Regions from separate parts of the Homo sapiens genome. Here regions 2 and 3 are each linked to region 1. Evidence: chromatin contacts called from ENCODE Hi-C or POLR2A ChIA-PET data. All regions are on one chromosome and are shown on one strand. Each heading gives the region's core, a stretch centred on a gene start or an enhancer-like site at or near the end of the contact. The rest is flanking DNA. Distances are from core to core; before and after follow the strand shown.

The links. A loop is a pair of places that touch in the nucleus more often than their neighbours do. ChIA-PET counts read pairs that join two places held with the same protein, here RNA polymerase II (POLR2A). Pooled maps may share reads with other maps.
Region 2: a pooled map shows a loop between it and region 1 (10-fold over the local background). The contact joins two enhancer-like sites. A Hi-C loop is called at or near these places in 7 of 37 single-sample maps with no recorded cell type and 10 of 50 pooled maps. POLR2A ChIA-PET finds 5 or more read pairs at or near these places in 1 of 52 experiments (activated naive CD4-positive, alpha-beta T cell).
Region 3: a map with no recorded cell type shows a loop between it and region 1 (11-fold over the local background). The contact joins two enhancer-like sites. A Hi-C loop is called at or near these places in 19 of 37 single-sample maps with no recorded cell type and 11 of 50 pooled maps.

What each region holds. Positions count from the first base shown.
Region 1 is chr4:11,470,461-11,473,214 of GRCh38, forward strand. No RefSeq gene overlaps it. Among named protein-coding and RNA genes, the nearest start is that of HS3ST1, 43 kb to the left of the region's middle. Within about 2 kb of position 1,356, at least 12 of the 41 ENCODE cell types and tissues checked have a DNase peak (open chromatin) inside an H3K27ac peak, as active enhancers do.
Region 2 is chr4:10,582,881-10,585,634 of GRCh38, forward strand. CLNK (cytokine dependent hematopoietic cell linker) reads right to left here. Exons shown (of 19, transcript NM_052964.4): 4 at 2,047-2,075. Among named protein-coding and RNA genes, the nearest start is that of CLNK, 100 kb to the right of the region's middle. Within about 2 kb of position 1,356, at least 4 of the 41 ENCODE cell types and tissues checked have a DNase peak (open chromatin) inside an H3K27ac peak, as active enhancers do.
Region 3 is chr4:10,742,174-10,744,927 of GRCh38, forward strand. The region is part of intron 2 of LINC02498 (long intergenic non-protein coding RNA 2498); the gene reads left to right. Among named protein-coding and RNA genes, the nearest start is that of LINC02498, 6.0 kb to the left of the region's middle. Within about 2 kb of position 1,383, at least 2 of the 41 ENCODE cell types and tissues checked have a DNase peak (open chromatin) inside an H3K27ac peak, as active enhancers do.

The DNA of each region.
Region 1 (2,754 bases), core at 106-2,605:
TCTGTAACACTGCTCTGTGAATGCAATGAGACCATGTAAGAAAAGCACTGAGTAAAACCAAGAGCCTCATGTTTTGTTGCTATGCTGATTTTAATCTTTGAAGGTAAAGGGCCCTTGTATCTGACCTGCAAAGCACTTGGGCTGCTGGCTTTGCAAGGCATTGGCAAGAATAATACCTAAGGTACAGCTTCAAGAAGGTGGCTTTGTTTTCTCCTCTGAGAATAAGGGACTGAAAAAGTGATGAGTAACTCGGAAAAAAATAAAAGAGAACAAGAGAGAACAAAGTAGCTTTTCTTGATAAAGCATTTCCTCTAACCTGAAAGCTAGACACGGAAGCCAGGGAGTGCAGGAATTGCCCTGGCTGTGGCTAGTCACCATGCCGCCACCCCCAAATTCTTCTCACCACCAGATCAGCCAGGGAACGGCTTGCTGAAACCTGCTGGCTCTTTCTTGTGACCTGGAAGGATGACAGAGAGGCTGACATCCTGGAAGACCTCATTGCCCTGGGTTCCTTAGGAATCACAGAAGGGAACTCATTCACTCATTCATTCATTCAAGAATAGTATAGACTCTGCACAGTAGAGAAAACATGTATATCATTTTTCCAGATTCAACAGCTAGTGAATTTCCTGTATGCCAAGTCTTTAGAACTCAGGGATGAATGAAATTTCACAGGCTATTCTGTCTCTGAAAATCAAGTAAGGCAACACTCACATCCCCTCTGGGAAGCCAACCTTAGCCTCGTAGTCTGGATAAAATTTCACTATTATGTGCTACCTCAGCAGTTATGTACTGTAGCATCAGTCACATCCACTTCAGTGTAAGTTCTGGGAGGACAGGACATGTGTCTCTAGTAGCAGAAGAGATTGGCATGACAACAACCTCCAGTAGGTGTTCTACTAATTAAGTTTAGAAGAATTTAACTGTGGAGCCCGAGGCACGGGGATCACTTGAGGTCAGGAGTTCAAGACCAGCCTGGCCAACATGGTGAAACCCCATCTCTACCAAAAATACAAAAATTAGCCAGGCGGGTGGCACACACCTATAGTCCCAGCTATGTGGGAGGCTGAGGCAGGAGAATTGCTTGAATCCAGAAGGTGGAAGTTGCAGTGAGCCGAGATCGCGCCACTGCACTCCAGCCTGGGTGACAGAGTGAGACTCTATCTCAAAAAAAAAAAAAAAAAAAGAATTAACTATATTTAACTTTGCTTACCACACCACACTATGTACCCAATTACTTGTCTGTCTTCCCTCTCTACTCTCCCTATGGGCTGTGAGCCCCTACGAGCCCCTAAAGGCTGGAACCTTACCTCTTCCTGTCTGGCATCACATGCACTGTCTCATTCTATTGTGCGGAGACGTGAGCCAGGTCTGAATTCAAATCTATGACCCTGCCACTTCCTGTGGGGTGCATATCCTGTTTCAGTTTCCTCATATCTCAAAATGAAAATGAAAACACAATTTCCACACCTACAGCTACGAAAAAGCTTAGAAAGAATGCCAGTGATCTGCCTAGGACAATCCATAGCAAAGCATGGGCACACAGTAATTGCTAGCTATTAATAGAAACTTCAATTTGTTTAAACTCCTAAAGCTCATTGAATTGCTGGAAAAAAACAGCCTCTAGAGAACTTCTGTATATGCTTTTTTTCAGATTCGCCATGTTTTAACATTTTGCCACATTTGCTTTTTTATCCTCTATTTTTTCCTATTCTCTCTTTCAAATATTGTTAAATATAGTAATGCACACATACATACATACACAAACATGTATGTGTGTGAATTATGCATTCTAAAATTATTGTTTTCTATACCATTTGAAAGTAGATTAGCTACATCCTGTTCTTTTATTTTTTAATATTTCAATGTGTATTCTCTAAGAATATTCTTTTAAATAATTTAACCACAATGGTATTTCATTTAGGAAATTTAATGTTATAATATTTTCATCTAATCTACATTTTAATATGCCATATTTGTCATTGTCCCAATAATAATAATGTGCAAGTGCTCTTCCCTTCAAAACAGGATCTGGTCCATTTAGCAATTGTGTCTGTTGAATTCCCTTTAATTCAGAACTTTCTTCAGTCTTTCCCACTTTCACGACACTGACATTTTTAATGAACACAGGCCCCTTGTAGCATATTCTTTAATGTGGGTTTGTCTGATGCTTTTTTATGATCAGATTCAGGTTATGCATCCCAGCGGGGATACTCATAAGTGATGGCATTCCCTCTCCATGCACACATCCAGAGGCATGTGACATCCATCTGTTCCTTATTGCTAATGTTAATTTTGATCACACTGTCAAAGTGACATCTCTTTATACTAATACTGTGTAGTTACTACTTTTCCCCTTTTTGACTAATATGCAATCGGTGGAGAGACCTTTTGAGACTATAGGAGTATTCCATTTCTCAAAATTCCTCTGACACTTGGTACCCATGGATGATTCTTGCCCAACCAACCCTTACTAGGATGGTTAGAGCACAGTGAGTTCACAAATCTACCACCTCCACTTTTGTCATAGGTTTTCTACCGTAAGAAGGAACTATCTCTAAAGAGGCAAGACAGTGTGTCTGAGGACATTTTTCCTGTTACTGCAAAGAAATAGGAACTTTGTATCCTGGTAAGAGGTTGCGCTGGAGACAGGGGTGTGTATGTTAAGCCTACAAGAGCCCCGAGAAAGGCTGGGAACAAATCAGACCCTAAAACAAGGGAAGTGAGAGACCTTGAGCATGAAGGAGCAGAAGA
Region 2 (2,754 bases), core at 106-2,605, 890 kb before region 1:
ACACCTCACATCATAGATATATAGCTTATAAATATACAATCACTCCTTGTACCCTATTTTTTACCTGCTTTTTCACAAAATCACATGCTATCAACATATCCATGGCAATGAATGTGCTTCAACATCATCATTTTAATGGCTTCCTAGTATTTTCTCGCATGAACGCCCTCTCCTGTTTTCAAATGATCCCATCGTCAAAAATCAGAAACAACTTGAAGGATCTGGGAATGTTATCAAGCCACCGTCACGCACAGTCTTTTTTGTAAATCCTCATGCATATCTTAATTAGATCAGGTCTGCTATTCTTTGGTAGACATTTGTAGTGGTTCATAAGTATGCCTAGGCTGATTCATAAGTATGCATAGGTCTGCTGGGCTGTTATTTCTTTCTCTCTCTCTCTTTTTTTTTCTTTTTTGAGACGGAGTCTTGCTCTGTCGTCCACAGCGCCCAGGCTGGAGTGCAGTGGGGTGATCTGGGCTCCCTGCAACCTCCATCTCCCGGGTTCAAGTGACTGTCCTGCCTCAGCCTCCCAAGTAGCTGGGACTACAGGTGCCCACCATCATGCCCAGATAATTTTAGTATTTTTAGTAGAGATAGTGTTTCACCATATTGGCCAGGCTTGTCTCAAACTCCTGACCTTGTGATCCGCCTGCTTTGGCCTCCCAAAGTGCTGGGACTACAGGTGTGAGTCACCGTGCCTGGTCTGGGCTGTTATTTTGAACAGACTGGGAATGTCATAATTTGCTGCTAAGTGTTTCTTTCCGGTAAGGTGTAGGTTCGAGTGTGTATGAGCAGGCCTGGGCGACTTTATATCAATGGACTTTTGTGGGGTTTCGATTTGTTTTCTTTTTCCTGCTGGTGTCTCTAGATTGCTGTCAAGGAAACGGAGTGCCCATCTGCCCATTTCTCTGTGCCTTAACCAAGGTGGGGAGCAAGATGGGAGGAAGAGGATACAGGTAGTTGGAGCTGGCTGCTGTATTTTACCTGTGTGCTTTATGATTCACCGGTCACCAAGCACATCAGACAAGCCACTTCATTCCCAGGTACCACCCCCTTAGAATATTCTCTTCCCTCCAGGATGCCAGTGCAGGATGGGAGGGGTGAGAGGTGCAGGTAGGTGGAGAGGTGCATTTGATACTAAAGACCCCAACACAATTTGGTATCATCTACCTTGAGAGAAGACAATCTTGTTTAGGCCTGACTGGGAAGTTGAATGAAAACTTTTTCTGTAGAGGGATTAAGGCTGGGTGCTCTCTCCCTGTGTGAACTCGTATTTCCCACTTTCACTTTTGCTTTTGCCCAGTTCTCCCAGCTGCTGGGTGGGACATGCTGAGTGCTGGTTTTGTACTCCCACATGCTCTATAGTGAAACTTTCAAATGCCTTTGCTGATTACATAACTCCTTATGACTCCATCGCTTCTTTGGTGTTTCCTCTGGACAATGTCTCCATTTTTCTGCCTCATTCCAGTCATTCTATCTAGACACCAGCTTTCTAGGGAAGTTCTGTGGGACTTTCCCTGAAATAATAACCCTCCCCAGTGAATACTACATGCTTTTTCTCAAACTTTAATGGGCTCCTGTTAAGTGCGTAGTACCAGAAAATAGGCTATGAAGAGAGATACAGGAGAGGCATCAAAGGTGGCTTTTGAACCATTCATTCTTTCCACTCATGTTTTGGGGGTAACCAATTATATGGAATTTAGTTGAGTGAATACTAGTGAGTCACCATAAGACTGGCACTGAGGTAGACTTATACCCATTGCACAGATGAAGGAACTCAGGCTCAGAAAGATCTGTGCTTCATGCAAAGCTGCACAGCTAAGTAGAGAGCCAGGATTCCCATCCAGCCACCCAGCCTCCAAAGCTTTGGACAGTCACAGATCAGGCTGTACCCTGGGGCAACTGGAAGGAATGGCATTACTAGCTAATGTCATTTCAAATAGGCCATAGTTTTATTGAAATAAAAACAAAAAAGAATGGAAATAACAGCCCAACAGACCCATGCTGACATTCCCACCACTTAGGTGACAGAGAGCCCCGACTCACCTGTGGCACTATTGATGCGAGGCCATGACCTAGGGCAGAAAAGAGAACCAAGTTAAATGTCCATTGCTCCACCTCCACCGACCCCCCGCCACATAGGAACAGGCAGTCATCAAACGTCATTGTACAAGTCAGCCTCTGAAGCTGCTTTATGTATGTACTATTGTAGACCTGAAGTCACATATTATTCTATTATATATAGAAATATTGTACATATTTCTATTTTCTGGAAAATAGCATGTAGAAGAAAATAAAAATTGACACCACAGGTTATATGTTGGTTATTCTCATGTAAATAGCTGTATACGTACCTGAAGATGTATGCATACATTTAAACACATATAGGTAGTGTTAAATCAAGCTTAGCCTAAAGCTGCCTCCTTACATATTTTAAGTTCTGCCTAAAGGTTTCTCTATACATCATGAACTATAAACAGATGGTAGCCTATAGTTGTGGCAATCACCGAGTTTTGGCCAATCAAATGTAGCCAACTGTTCGAACTGTGTTCAAATCAGGCAAACGCCGAGCTGTAACCAATCCAGCTGTTTCTGTACCTCACTTCCATTTTCTATATATCACTTTCCTTTTTCTGTCCATAAACCTTCTTTCACCACGTGGCTGCACCGGAGTCTCAGCCTCCTCTGGCTGGGAAGGCCACCTGATTCTCAAACCATTCATTGGCCAATTAAGCTCCTTTAAATTTCATTCAG
Region 3 (2,754 bases), core at 133-2,632, 730 kb before region 1:
GAATGCTCTACCTCAGGGCCTTTGGATATTCTGTTTCCTCTCCCTGGAAATGCCTAATTCACTGGTTTTCACATGTCTCCCTGCTTTTTTCCTACTATGGGTGGCAGGTGGGATGTCACCTTCACAGAGAGGCTGTTTTCTGTGTGCACTTTATTACATAGCAACACATCCTTTGTCTGTTTCAGTTTCCTTATGCTGCTTTATTACTTTTTTCATAGCACATCTCTCCACTAGACAAGTCTGTCTTTATTTTTTTGTTGTTTGTTATGTAAGGTCCATGAGAACATGCAGTTTGTCTTATTTTATCTTCATTGCCCAGAATAGTACATTGGGTAGTATTAACCATTACCTCAGAATGACTGAACCCCCCACCAAGCTCTCTAGTGTTGTTCACAGTTTCCCCTTGTCTAGAGTTCCTTGTTACTGTGTTTAAATTTGGCTCAGCTTTTTTCAGCTTACTGAAATCTATCATCTCTTTGAATCCTTCAGTGAACATCCTGGTCTATAGTGATCATCTGTCCCCCTACATTTCTGGAGGAATAAAAAAATTTACTTGTCTATTATCATCTGTGACTTTGTATGTGCGAAAGAGGTTGTTGGTTAACTAAATATGTCCTGGGGTCAGATTGCCTGGGATCAAATCTTGGCTTAGCCATTTATAAGTTGAGTGACCTTGTGCAAGTGACATAGCTCACCTGCCATTCCTTCACCTGTCAGAGAGAATAGGACTAGTGCCCATTGCATTCATTTGCTGCATGACTTAAATGAGTTACATTCATCAAAGCATCATCCCTGGCACATGTAAGTGCTCAGTCAACGTTTGCACTGATTTTTATCACCTACATACATTGTGTCCTCAGCTAGATCAAAAGCTCTGTTCTATGTGCCATAACATCTGGCAGAGTCTTCCACACAGCAGGTGCTCAATAACTCTATTGACTTTTGGTAAAATTATTTCCCAAAAGAAATGTCAGAAGAAATGCTTAGAAAAATTATGCCAAAGCAATTATGTTTGTAAAGCTGTTTTGAGACTTAGAAAGGGTAAAGGAGAGTTTCAAAAGAAATTCCCTTTACATACTCAGTTGGAAAACATTTTCTAAGCATGCACTAAGGGCTAGCCATTGTGCTCCATGCTCTAGAGATGCAGTGATGAAAATGGCATGGGTCTTTTCTATAAGAGTTTGTGGGGACAAATATGTGAGTGAATGGCTGTAATAGACTGTGAAGAGGGCTGAAAGGGAGGTGTGTGCAAAGCATGATAGTGTCACAGCGGTCATTTATGGATGGGGGATGTACTGGATAGTTGCTTTTTCAGCTTGACTTTGGTAGCCTACATTTCTATTTCTGTGTGCTGCATGAACGATTTTGAAAATGAGAATGGTGTTAAGATTGAAAATGAAATAGGGTCCCCAGGGAATAAGAGCAGAAGTGGTTTGGGGAGAATATACCAAAACTGTGTAAAACAAGAAGCACAGATTGAACCAAAATTGTTTATTTCTTTAGGTTTCGCTATAACCTAGAAAAAAAACATTCTGAAAACAGCACATTGACTAAGACTTAAGATTTGTTGCCTTATTGTTCTAGCATGTTGTTAAGTAATACAATTGTTTCTGTCTTCAATGTTCTCTAATTGCAAGAATAATATGAAAATGGCATAAAACTGTAGGGTAACTGTCAGGGCCATGAAGAACAAAGCATGTTCAGGCCTCCAGGACCATGGTTTATGCCACCTGTTCTCGTCTGTCTGCTCCGACCCATTATTCTGATTTCTGTCTTATCTGACAATGTCTTTCAATGACAAACACAAAATTAAGATAGGTTGAAAATGTAATTCTAAGCATCACTTTTAAGAGATAAAAGAAAAAATAAGCATCTTTTACTTGAGAATTTACCTGTTCACAAGTAAATTGAGTTTTCTGTTAATCTTTGTACATGTGTGGCCGGTGTGCCTACTGTTAAATTGATACAAGATCAAGATATAAAATCAATTACATTTCTATATACTAGCAATAAACAATATGAAAAGTAAACTAATAAAACAATTCCATTTACCATAGCATTAAAAAAGATTAAAATATGAAGAAATTAATTTAACAAAAGAAGTGCAGTACTTATACATGAAACTATAAAACATTACTGAAAGAAGTTAAAGAAGAATCTTTAATTTAGGGAAATTAAAGAAAAATCTTTAATAAAGGGAAAGCTATTTTATGTTCATGCATCAGAAGACTTAATATTGCTAAAGTGGCAATACTCCCAAAATTGATCTACAGATTCAATAAAATCTCTATCAAAATCTCAGGTAATTTCTTTTGAAGAAATTAAGCTGATTATAAAATCTATATGGAAAATCAAGAAGCTCAGATTGGAAGAAAAAATTCTAAGTACAAACAAAGTTGGATAACTCACATGTTTTGATTTAAAAACTTACTATAATTCTATGGTAATCAAGATAGTGTGGTACCGGCATAAGAATGGAAACAGAATAATGGAATAGAATCAAGGATGCAAAAATAAACCCTTACATTTATCACAAAATTAAAAAATTATTCTTCAAAGGACACCAGCAAGAATGTGAAGAGGCAAACCACAAAATGAAAAAAATGTATTTGTAAATTATTTATCTAGTAAGGAATTTGTATTACATAAAAAAATTTTAACCCAACAATGAAAAGGCAAGTAACCCAATCAAAAAAATGAGCAAAGGATCTGAATCGACATTTCTCCAAATAAATATTAAGTATTTCTCCAAGG